Regions from separate parts of the Homo sapiens genome. Here region 1 is linked to region 2. Evidence: chromatin contacts called from ENCODE Hi-C or POLR2A ChIA-PET data. All regions are on one chromosome and are shown on one strand. Each heading gives the region's core, a stretch centred on a gene start or an enhancer-like site at or near the end of the contact. The rest is flanking DNA. Distances are from core to core; before and after follow the strand shown.

Evidence for each region. A loop is a pair of places that touch in the nucleus more often than their neighbours do. ChIA-PET counts read pairs that join two places held with the same protein, here RNA polymerase II (POLR2A). Pooled maps may share reads with other maps.
Region 1: a loop to region 2 is called in a map of PC-9, with 8 times the contacts of the local background. The contact joins the enhancer-like site here to the promoter of EIF3L in region 2. A Hi-C loop is called at or near these places in 7 of 168 maps with a recorded cell type or tissue (B cell, CD14-positive monocyte, CD4-positive, alpha-beta T cell and 3 more), 9 of 37 single-sample maps with no recorded cell type and 15 of 50 pooled maps. POLR2A ChIA-PET finds 5 or more read pairs at or near these places in 5 of 52 experiments (CD4-positive, alpha-beta T cell, CD8-positive, alpha-beta T cell, GM10248 and 2 more).

What each region holds. Positions count from the first base shown.
Region 1 is chr22:37,750,080-37,754,788 of GRCh38, reverse strand. TRIOBP (TRIO and F-actin binding protein) reads right to left here. Exons shown (of 24, transcript NM_001039141.3): 12 at 2,961-3,017. Among named protein-coding and RNA genes, the nearest start is that of H1-0, 53 kb to the left of the region's middle. RefSeq lists enhancers at 1,615-2,235, 2,050-3,249. Within about 2 kb of position 2,133, at least 33 of the 41 ENCODE cell types and tissues checked have a DNase peak (open chromatin) inside an H3K27ac peak, as active enhancers do; they include PC-9, where a contact is called at or near this core.
Region 2 is chr22:37,846,917-37,851,996 of GRCh38, reverse strand. EIF3L (eukaryotic translation initiation factor 3 subunit L) reads right to left here and starts at 2,578. Exons shown (of 13, transcript NM_016091.4): 1 at 2,515-2,578; 2 at 1,934-1,982; 3 at 507-717. The coding sequence starts at 2,547. MIR659 (microRNA 659) reads left to right here and starts at 4,223; the gene lies at 4,223-4,319. It also overlaps a transcript of ANKRD54 not described here. RefSeq lists enhancers at 1,892-2,413, 2,414-2,936, 2,937-3,459.

The sequences.
Region 1 (4,709 bases), core at 884-3,383, 97 kb after region 2:
GGGGTGGGGAGGCGGAAAATGCCAATTTGAGACCTGGCCCCTCCATTTCCTCTCTGAGCCTCAGGGGTAGCATCTGTGAAATGGATTGGTTTCCCCTCCGTAACCACACCCTCCCTTTCCTTCTTGGAGCTCCTTTTAAGATTGCCAAGGCTCCTCAGGCACCCCGGACCCAGTGCAGACAGGGAGGGGTGATGACCTGTGTAAGCAAGTCAGGGACTCAGCGGGGCCAGGACGTTACGTCTTTTTCCATATTCCCCCAGATCATCACCATGGTCAGGGACAATGGTCCCCTGGGAAGTAGGACTGGATGGAGCCCTGGAGTAGGAGTGAGTGCCAGCCACAATCTGCTGCCTTTTTTTTTTTTTTTTTTTGAGATGGAGGAGTTTTGCTCTTGTTGCCCAGGCTGGAGTGCAATGGTGCAATCTCCACTCACTGCAACCTCCCCCTCCTCCTGAGTTCAAGTGATTCTCCTGTCTTAGCCTCCCGAGTAGCTGGGATTACAGGCGCCCGCCATCATGCTCAGCTAATTTCTTGTATTTTTAGTAGAGATAGGGTTTCATCATGTCAGCCAGGCTGGTCTCAAACTCCTGGCCTCAGGTGATTCACCTGCCTTGGCCTCCCAAAGTGCTGGGATTACAGGCGTGAGCCACCGCGCCCAGATGCACGGTCTGCTTCTTGAACTGTAGGCTGGCTACCCACATCCGCAGCAGGTGAGAGCGCCCTAAGCTGTAAGTTTAGGATTTGTGATTGGGTGCCTTCCTGCAGTGCCTGTCTCTGCTCCAGCTGGGGTTAGATTGGCAGGACATGTAGGAAAGGGGTGGGGGCGCCAGAACAGCCTGATAGTATGCCAAGCCCAGCCCACCTCTGGGCTTCTGGTCACTCCACTGGAATGCCAGTCGCGGCCCGCCCACTGCCAGGGTCAGTGCATATCACCCGGTCCCCAGCCCTCCCAGGGTTCCCTCACATCACCAAGCCCTGTCTGTGCTGTTGGTTGTTTCAAGTACTTAGTTTTCTCTCCTCAAGAAGATGGTAAGTTCTCAAGGGGCATGCAACGACGATACCTTCTGCTTCTTTCCACATTGCCTCCCTGAGAAAAGGAGTTTTGTATCCAAGAGTTCCCTTTCTCTCTGTGTGCCTTTAGGCAAGTGTCTCCACTTTTCTGAGCTTCAGTCTTCTGAACCATAAAGTAGGGCTACTAAGAAGTCCCTATAGCTGGGCGCGGTAGCTCGCGCCTATAATCCCAGCACTTTGGGAGGCTGAGAAGGGTGGATCATCTGAGGTCAGGAGTTCGAGACCAGCCTGACCAACATGGAGAAACCCTGTCTCTACTAAAAATACAAAAAAAAATTAGATGGGCATGGTGGCGCATGCCTGTAATCCCGGCTACTCGGGAGGCTGAGGCAGGAGAATCGCTTGAACCCGGGAGGCGGAAGACACAGTGAGCCGAGGTTGCGCCACTGCACTCCAGCCTGGGCAACAAGAGTGAAACTCTGCCTCAGAAAAAAAAAAACAAAAATAAAAAACAAAAAAAGAAGTGCCTAGACCTTCTGGTGAGGCGAGCGGCGCCCATCCTCTCTTGTGTGGATGGCTGTCATGGCCCTTGGCATAGGGATGGACACCAACCAGGTTGCTGGGTTTGTTCTGGGAGGCCAGGCCTCTTAGAAGCATTTTCCTCTCACTAAGTAAACGGAGTTGCTGCTGCAGACCTCAATTGCCTCTCTGTAAAGTAGGACAGGGGTTCTATGCCAAGAGGTTTCTTTAGCTCTTCCAGGCCTAGCCTATGACTGTCTGAGATGGAAGCTGGGTGGAGCTCCATGGGCCTCAGGTGCGCTGAGTTCTGAGCCTGGGTCTGCCCCAGGTGCTCCTAGGCCTGGAAGAGACCAACACCCTCATGGGCCCGTCTCCTGTCTGTGCACCAAGGGGTTGGGCTGGCTGAATTCCCAGGGCCCTTCCAGTTCGGACATTCCAGAACCCTGTGATAGAGGATGACTAATGGCCAGCTCTGGGTGGGGCCTGTAATCCCTCTGCCCTCCGGGGACCCTGGGTGGGGAGGCCAGGAAGGGGTCACTGGCGGGGTGCCGGGCTTTGTGTGAGCCTAGAGAGCAGCCACCAGGGACAGCGGGCAGGCAGCGGGTAGGGAAGGCTGTGGGCTGGAGGGAATAAAACATGTGGGCCGGAAACACAATGAAATCCCCTCTGGCTCAAAGCCCTCTCCGGCATGCAGGCTGCACGCAGACCAGAGCAGCAGGCGCATGCAGGGCAGGGGTGGGGAGACGCTCCTGCCCAGGCAGTGTGGGCAGGGAGCCAGCCTGGCAGCCGAAAGAACAGAGCTGAGGAAACAGCCACTGTCCCTGCTGGTTCCAAGGACACATATGCCAGAGGAAGGGAAGGGTCTTTAGCTGAGCCCACAGTAAGTGCCAGGAGCTTTGTGGCACCTGTACGTGCTTGATCTCTCTGACCTTGTTATCCACTCTAGAAAGAATCACCATTATCCATTATGCCCATGTCACAGACGTGGCCACTGAGGACTAGAGGAGGCTTTGACTCAACCAGTGGGGATCCAGGTGGGTGAAACCCCAGCACCTGCGCCCTGAGCCCCACCCCCCTCAGACCAGGCTTTAGGAATCTGTGTCTCGGGCCAGACAGCTTCTACGAGCCCTTCCACCCAAGACCCTTGACTCCCACCCAGGCTCCTACTGAGGTGGCAGGGCCAAGAGACTCTTGATGAGATCAAGGGATGGGGCACTGGGTGTGAGGGGCTAGACGGCCCCTTGCTGTGATCCCTTTTACACACTGCAGACTGCTCCAGGAGGCAGAAGCCTAATGGGCAGCCTCCACCCCTCCCAGCCCCACCCCCAGGGTTCTCACACCAGCCCCAGCCCCACCCCCACTCCTGGGCTGCCCAGGGGCCCAGCAGCAGCACAAGCCAGCTTCCTCCCCTCCGGCCTCAGTCCTCTTACCTCTCCAGGCTCGTCCAAGATCGACATCCATCCCTTCTTGAAGTTGAGCAGATCGGGCTGTGGGGAGATGAGGAGGGAGGTGAGTTGGGTCCAGCAGGAAGCCAATGGGGGCTGGTGAGGGGAGCGTGCTGCACCCACCCTGTCCCCAAGTCCTGTGGGACCGAGCTCCTGGGAAGCCAGCCAAGAGGGCTAAGGCCCTAGGTAACCCCCAAGTCCAAGCAGGCCTCCCAGCCACTGAGGCAGCCCTGGCCCCTTTCCTGATAGTGGCACTCAGAGAGCCAAGAAGTTGGGCTGGGTGGCTGGCACACACACCCAGATGTCCCAGGGGCCTCTCTCCAGCCGACCCCTCGCCCAAGAATGGGAGAGAGGGGCTGGGAGGACTCTGCCTGCATAGAGACCCCCTGAGAGCTCAGAGGGCAGTCCAGACCAGCAGCACTGCGCGAACTGTCCAGTTCCTCCCTCTGACGAGGACCAAGTGCCCCACGGACCCTCCCATGGGCCCGCCAGTCCTGTCCTTTCCTCGGCTCCAGGAGACTATGGGAGGTGGAGCCAGTCACAGGCTGGGGTCAGAAACCCTCTGGTCCCCGCCTAGATCTCTTTGGGAAGGGTCAGTCCTGGCAAGCCCTACCTTCTGGGTGCCGCCCAGGGGGGCACAGCCCCGGGGTCTGGGGGCTACCAGCTGCAGCATGTCCCATGGAGACCTGTGCCAGGCACCCCCACCCAGGCCTAGATAAAGAAGTTGCTCATCCTGATATTTTTCTGACCATGCTCATCTAGTGGGTGCCAACCACCAGACCCTCCCTTCCTGCTGGGGAGACCTCTCTCATCTAAGTCCCGGTCCCTCTGCAGTCTCCGCTCCTGGCGCCGGCAGGGAGGAGGTGGCCACCGGTTGCCATGGCTCTGAGCCTACCTATCAGCCCCTACATCGAGGCCTCACCAGGCCAAGGTGTCTGGTTGCCTGCAGAGAACGGGTGGCATGGCTCAGTGGAGTGGGCGGTGACAGTGGCAGCTGGAAACCACAGCCACCCTGCCTGGCCACCTCTCCCGACCCACTCTCCACCCACGGAGCCCCTTCTCAGGTATAGGAAGTGGACCAACCGGGGCTTGGGACAGCTGAAGATCCAGAACCTTCCACAGCCACAGTCGGGGGACCCAGTAGGTTGGCATCCCAGCCCCTCCCTGTATACCTGTCTAAGGGAGAGACACAGGCTCTGCTCACGGCCGAGAACCCCTGGGGCTGCGTTTGTCCCGCTGCTCTGTATTCTGCCCACCCCGTCTTCCACCTGAGACGGAGGCTGCCCAGGGCGATCCCAAGCTAAGAATGAAGATTGGTGACCACACCTGGCTCCACTTCCCCTCAGTCTGGGACCTCCTGTGGCCCCAGGGCCTTGCAGGGGGCTTGACCACAGCAAGGCTCAGGAAAAACTTGCTGAGGAAATATCTACCCCCTGGTCTAAATTTCTGTGCTTTTTGGGCCATCTCCCCTACCCCCACCTAGCCCGGAGGAGCCAGGCTTCCTGGGCCCACAGAGCTGGCACCACTGGGCAGTCCCAGGCGAAAGTCCCTGGGCCAGGGCTGGGAGATTGGGGCAGGAATGACAAGCTGTCAGGCTGGAACCTCTAGGGCTGCCTGGGAAGTGGAGTCACTGTGACCTTCCTAAGTCACATCCCCTCTCTGAGTCCTGGCTGCCTGATGTGGCAAATGACGGGGCGGTCCTCCCCTCCCGCAGCTTCCGACAGGACTGAACGT
Region 2 (5,080 bases), core at 1,329-3,828:
CCCCGTCTCTACTAAAAATACAAAAATTAGGCCAGGCATGGTGGCTCCCACCTGTAATCCCAGTGCTTTGGGAGGCTGAGGCGGGTGGATCACTTGAGGTCAGGGGTTCAACACACGCCTGGCCAACATGGTGAAATTCTGTCTCTACTAAAAATACAAAAAAATTAACTAGGCATGGTGGCACATGCCTGTAGTCCCAGCTACTCGGGAAGCTGAGGCTGGAGAATCACTTGAACCCAGGAGGCGGAGGTTGCAGTGAGCCGAGATCTTGCCACTGCACTCCAGCCTGGGCGACAGAGTGACACTCCGTTTCAAAAAATAAACAAATGCATAAATAAAATAAAGTCTAACAAAATAAAATGTCCCTAGCCTCAAGGACTCACAAAGACCCCCACCCCCCAACCCCCCCGAAAGTACTGTTTACAGAGTGCTCACCTCATTTGTAGGAACTATATTACCAGGCCAGTCCCACCCAGAAAGAGGCCCTTTCAGCCAGTAGCCCATACCTGTTCTCATAGATGTCCTGGATCTCATACACCTTCTGGTCAATGACATCACTGGAGACACGACTGGCCTGTAGCTCATACACTTTCTGGTCAATCAAATCTGAGACAGTTTTGTGGAAATACTGGATGAAGTTTTTGATCACCTCAGGGATCACCTGATAGGTTTGCTGTTCATACTGACGTTCATAAGCAAGGTCCTGCTTTGGATCTCCTGGAGGTTGGATACAACAAATACAGAGTATGCTCAAACCCACATATATGATAGAACGAAATGGCAAGACCACCCCAGAAACTAAACTCAGGTCTGCGTAAAATTCCCTTTTGAATACTCAGAGATACAAACATCTCAAGTCACTCCCAATCTCGTTGTCCCTGTTTCTTCAAAAATATTACCATGACTTAAAGTTATTTTTCACTTATTATCTGTTTTGCACCCTTCTCCCAAGTCTAGGAAGTCAGGAATCTCGTCTGTCTTGTACTCAGACATACCCTCAGGGCCTAGAAAAGTGTGCGTTGGAGGGGAGAGAGGCAAGACTGTTGGAAAGTAAGTGGTAACAGGTACTTAATATTTCTTGAATGAATAACTGTCACCTTTTAAATATATGACTGTGCCAAGTTACTACTAATAAACCTCTCTGCTATATTTTCTATTCTTTAGGAGACATTAACATACAGAACTGCTGTAAGGATTAAACAAAATATTTCATACAAAGTACTTAGAACAATGGATAACACTGACTACTAAGTCAAGTCACTATAACGTTTCAGGAAACCTCAGACACCTCCTAAAAAGATTTCATTCGGGCTTGGTTTGAATTACTTAAATTTTTCACATCAAGATTTTCTTCCTTGGGGCAGGCGCGGTGGCTCACGCCTGTAATCCCAGCACTTTGGGAGGTTGGGGCGGGTGGATCACCTGAGGTCAGGAGTTCAAGACCAGCCTGGACAACACGGCGAAACCTCGTCTCTATTAAAAAAATTTAAAAATTAGCTGGGAATGGTGGTGGGCGCCTGTAATCCCAGCTACTCAGGAGGCTGAGACAAGAGAACTACTGCTTGAACGAGGGACGCGGAGGTTGCAGTGAGCCGAGATCGCACCACTGCACTCCAGCCTGGGGGACAGAGGGAAACTCCATCTCAAAAACAAAAACAAAAACAAAAACAAAAAAGCTTTTCTTATTTGGCTAATAGTTTACACAAGAAAACCATAGCCAGGTAAGTAATCCTTCTCTTCCAAGACTGAGGTGGACTATGATAAAAAGCCTGGTTTATTAGGCTTTATAAAACCCCTCGCACTGGCAGCTAATGACTGACTCCAAACCTGGACCATCAAAGAGCAATTTTTGATGCCTGTCAGAGCTGGTTCTAAGACATTCCAAAGGAACTGATCCCTACGAGTACTCAGCCAGCCTAACCCGTGGTCTCACCTGTGTGCATATCATAGTCGCTGGGATAAGCGTAGGGGTCATAAGCCGCCTAGAAGGAAAGAGACACAGTCAAGGACAGCCGCCAAGTCGTGAATTCAAAACGCTCATCCTAGAGTCTAGATGCCAAGCAGAGAGCTAAGGATACAGAGGCGAATAAGACACTGTGCCTGCCTTTGAGGAACTCACACGCCTTAGAGAAAAGGGACAGTAAACAGACAATGACAATACAACATTACGGGTGCAATGAGGTGGAGCAAAGGACAAGAGGCTGTGGGAATCAGCGAGATTTGACCAGACGGAGCCTAGACCAAAAAAACTCAGGTGCAGAAACACAGAAACGTCTAACAGGCCTTAGTCTCCGGTCTTAGAAAGGGGAAGGACAAGCCAATCGAACACGCGAAGTGGGCGGGCAGAGCCAGGGTTGTCTAGGGACCGGGAACTGTGGGAGCAGCCTGAGGGCCGGGCGGGAGGTCGGCCGGAGCTGGCCGCGACCCGGAAGCTGCCTCGCGCCGGGACCCACATCCAGTGGTCCCAGAGATCACCCCGTCGTGGAGCCCACCGCGCCCTTACGGCCACCTTACCTCAGACTCATAATCATCAGCGGGATAAGACATGGCTGCCTCGCTTGCGAGCACCGCCGGAAAGAGCGAAATGAGCGGCCCGCGCCTGCGTCCTGAGGCCGGAAGTTCAGCCCCACTCGGGCCTGCCGGGAAACCGGAAGCCTTTCCGAGGCCTCTGGCCATCTGAGACAGCCATATCCAGAAGGAAGAGGAGCCGCGTTCCGTGGCTCACACCTGTAACCCCACCAGTTTGGGAGGCCGAGGCGGGCGGATCACCTGAGGCTGAGGCCGGGGGTTTGAGACCAGCCTGACCAATATGGAGAAACCCCGTCTCTACTAAAAATACAAAATTAGCCGGGAGTGGTGGCGCATGCCTGTAATTCCAGCTACTCGGGAGGCTGAGGCAGGAGAGTCGCTTGAACCCGGGAGGCGGAGGTTGCGGTGAGCCGAGATCGCGCCATTGCACTCTAGCCTGGGCAACAAGAGGGAAAACTCCGTCTAAAAAGAATAAGAGGGTTACAAGTAGCCTGAATTTTCCTCTCTTCAAATAGGGACTTCTCAAAGAAGGTGAATCTATAATAGTGGTGTAGATTCAGATATAAGGACACGTATTTGGCGTAAAGGAGAGGCAAAGTTAGAGGAACCAGAAAGAATGCTACACAAAAGATGGCCGGCTTCTCGCGTGAAGGAAGATTCGGATACGGGGGCCTGATGGATTTAGTTGTAGGCGGTTTGCCTGCAGCGAGTAAATTATTCAAACGTTCGGACTTCACAAGACTAAACTTACTGGGGATAAAAATTGAGATTTGGCCGGGCGCGATGGCTCACGCCTGTAATCCCTACACTTTGGGAGGCCGAGGCGGGTGGATGATCTGAGATCAGGAGTTCGAGACCAGCCTGGCCGAAATGGCGAAACCCCGTCTCTATTAAAAATACAAAAATTAGCCGGGAGTGGTAGCGTCCGCCTGTAATCCCAGCTACTCAGGAGGCTGAAGCAGGAGAATCGGTGGAACCTGAGAGGCAGAGGCTGTAGTGAGCCGAGATCGCGCCACTGCACTCCAGCCTGGGCGACAGAGCAAGACTCCGTCTAAAAAAAAAAAGAAAAAAAAAAATTGAGATTTGGTCCCATGCAGTAAGAGGGAATGGAGAACAGGAGCCACCCAACTTTGGACATTAAAGTTGGAGCAGGCAAAGATGAGGCCAGCTGTGTCGCGAAGCCTGGGACATGGGCAGCTCTTGAGTACACCGGGTTCGAGGCCAGGGGAAACCCTCAAGGTAGAGATGGGGTTATAAAGCAAACCAATAAAAACCGGTGTATGAGTCAAGGAGAGGCCTTAGTTTAGCCATCTGCCCATACACAACACCTAGTGGAAATCCGAGTTCCAGTCCCTACTCCGCCACTGATTTGCTGTGTGACCAGGACTCTCTGGGTCCCTTTGTCACGCCGCCCTCCTTGCTTTTCCCACTGAGGCACGCTCCACCTCTGGGATTTTGCACTCACTGTTATCCAAGTCTAGAATCGAATGCAGTGGCACCCCCACTCCCATTCCCTTCCCCATCGGTATCTGCATGGCACCTTCAGGTGTCTGCTCTGATGCCATCCACTCAACATCCTATTGAGAATTGCAATGCCCAGCCCCAACTCCCTATGCTGCGTTCTTGTTTTGTGTTTCTTCCTTGTGCTGTCACCAGAGGTGACACAAATTTGGAAATAATGGAGCTTAAGCTTTACCGACCCTCGATTTGGTTCAGGACCTTCCCTGAACCAAGGAAGAGTCACAGTCTCTTCCTTGGTTCAGGGAGGGTCCCCAACAATGTCCTCATGGTCCTTTGCTTTTGTAAAATTTGTGAAATATTTTTATTGCTGAAACCACCTTTGCAAAAATTGTAACAGTGAGAAAATAATGACAGTGAAAGAGATCTGATCTAACCAACCCTCATCTTCCATTTAATCTTCAGACTGCCCTTAATCATTCCTGGCTCGAACCGAGCTAACTTTGGGAGACATTTAGTTTCTAGTTTAAATAATAACCCTTCTCCGAGGCCTGGCACAGTGGTTCACACCTGTAATCCCAGCACTTTGGGAGGCCAAGGCAGATGGATCACCTGAGGTCAGGAGTTCGAGACCAGCCTGGCCAACATAGTGAAACCCCGTCTCTACTAAAAATATAAAATTAGCCGGGCATGGTGGCATATGCCTGTAGTCCCAGCTACTCGGGAGGCTGAGGCAGGAGAATCACTTGAACCTAGGAGGCGGAGGTTGTGGTGAGCCAAGATTGCACCACTGCACTCCAGCCTGGGCAACAAGAGCAAAACTGCCTCAAAAAAAAAAAGAAAAAAGAAAAGAAATTGGCCGGGCGCGGTGGCTCACGCCTGTAATCCCAGCACTTTGGGAGGCCGAGGCGGGTGGATCATGAGGTCAGGAGATCGAGACCATCCCGGCTAAAATGGTGAAACCCCGTCTCTACTAAAAATACAAAAAATTAGCCGGGCGTAGTGGCGGGCGCCTGTAGTCCCAGCTACTTGGGAGGCTGAGGCAGGAGAATGGCGTGAACCCGGGAGGCGGAGCTTGCAGTGAGCCGAGATC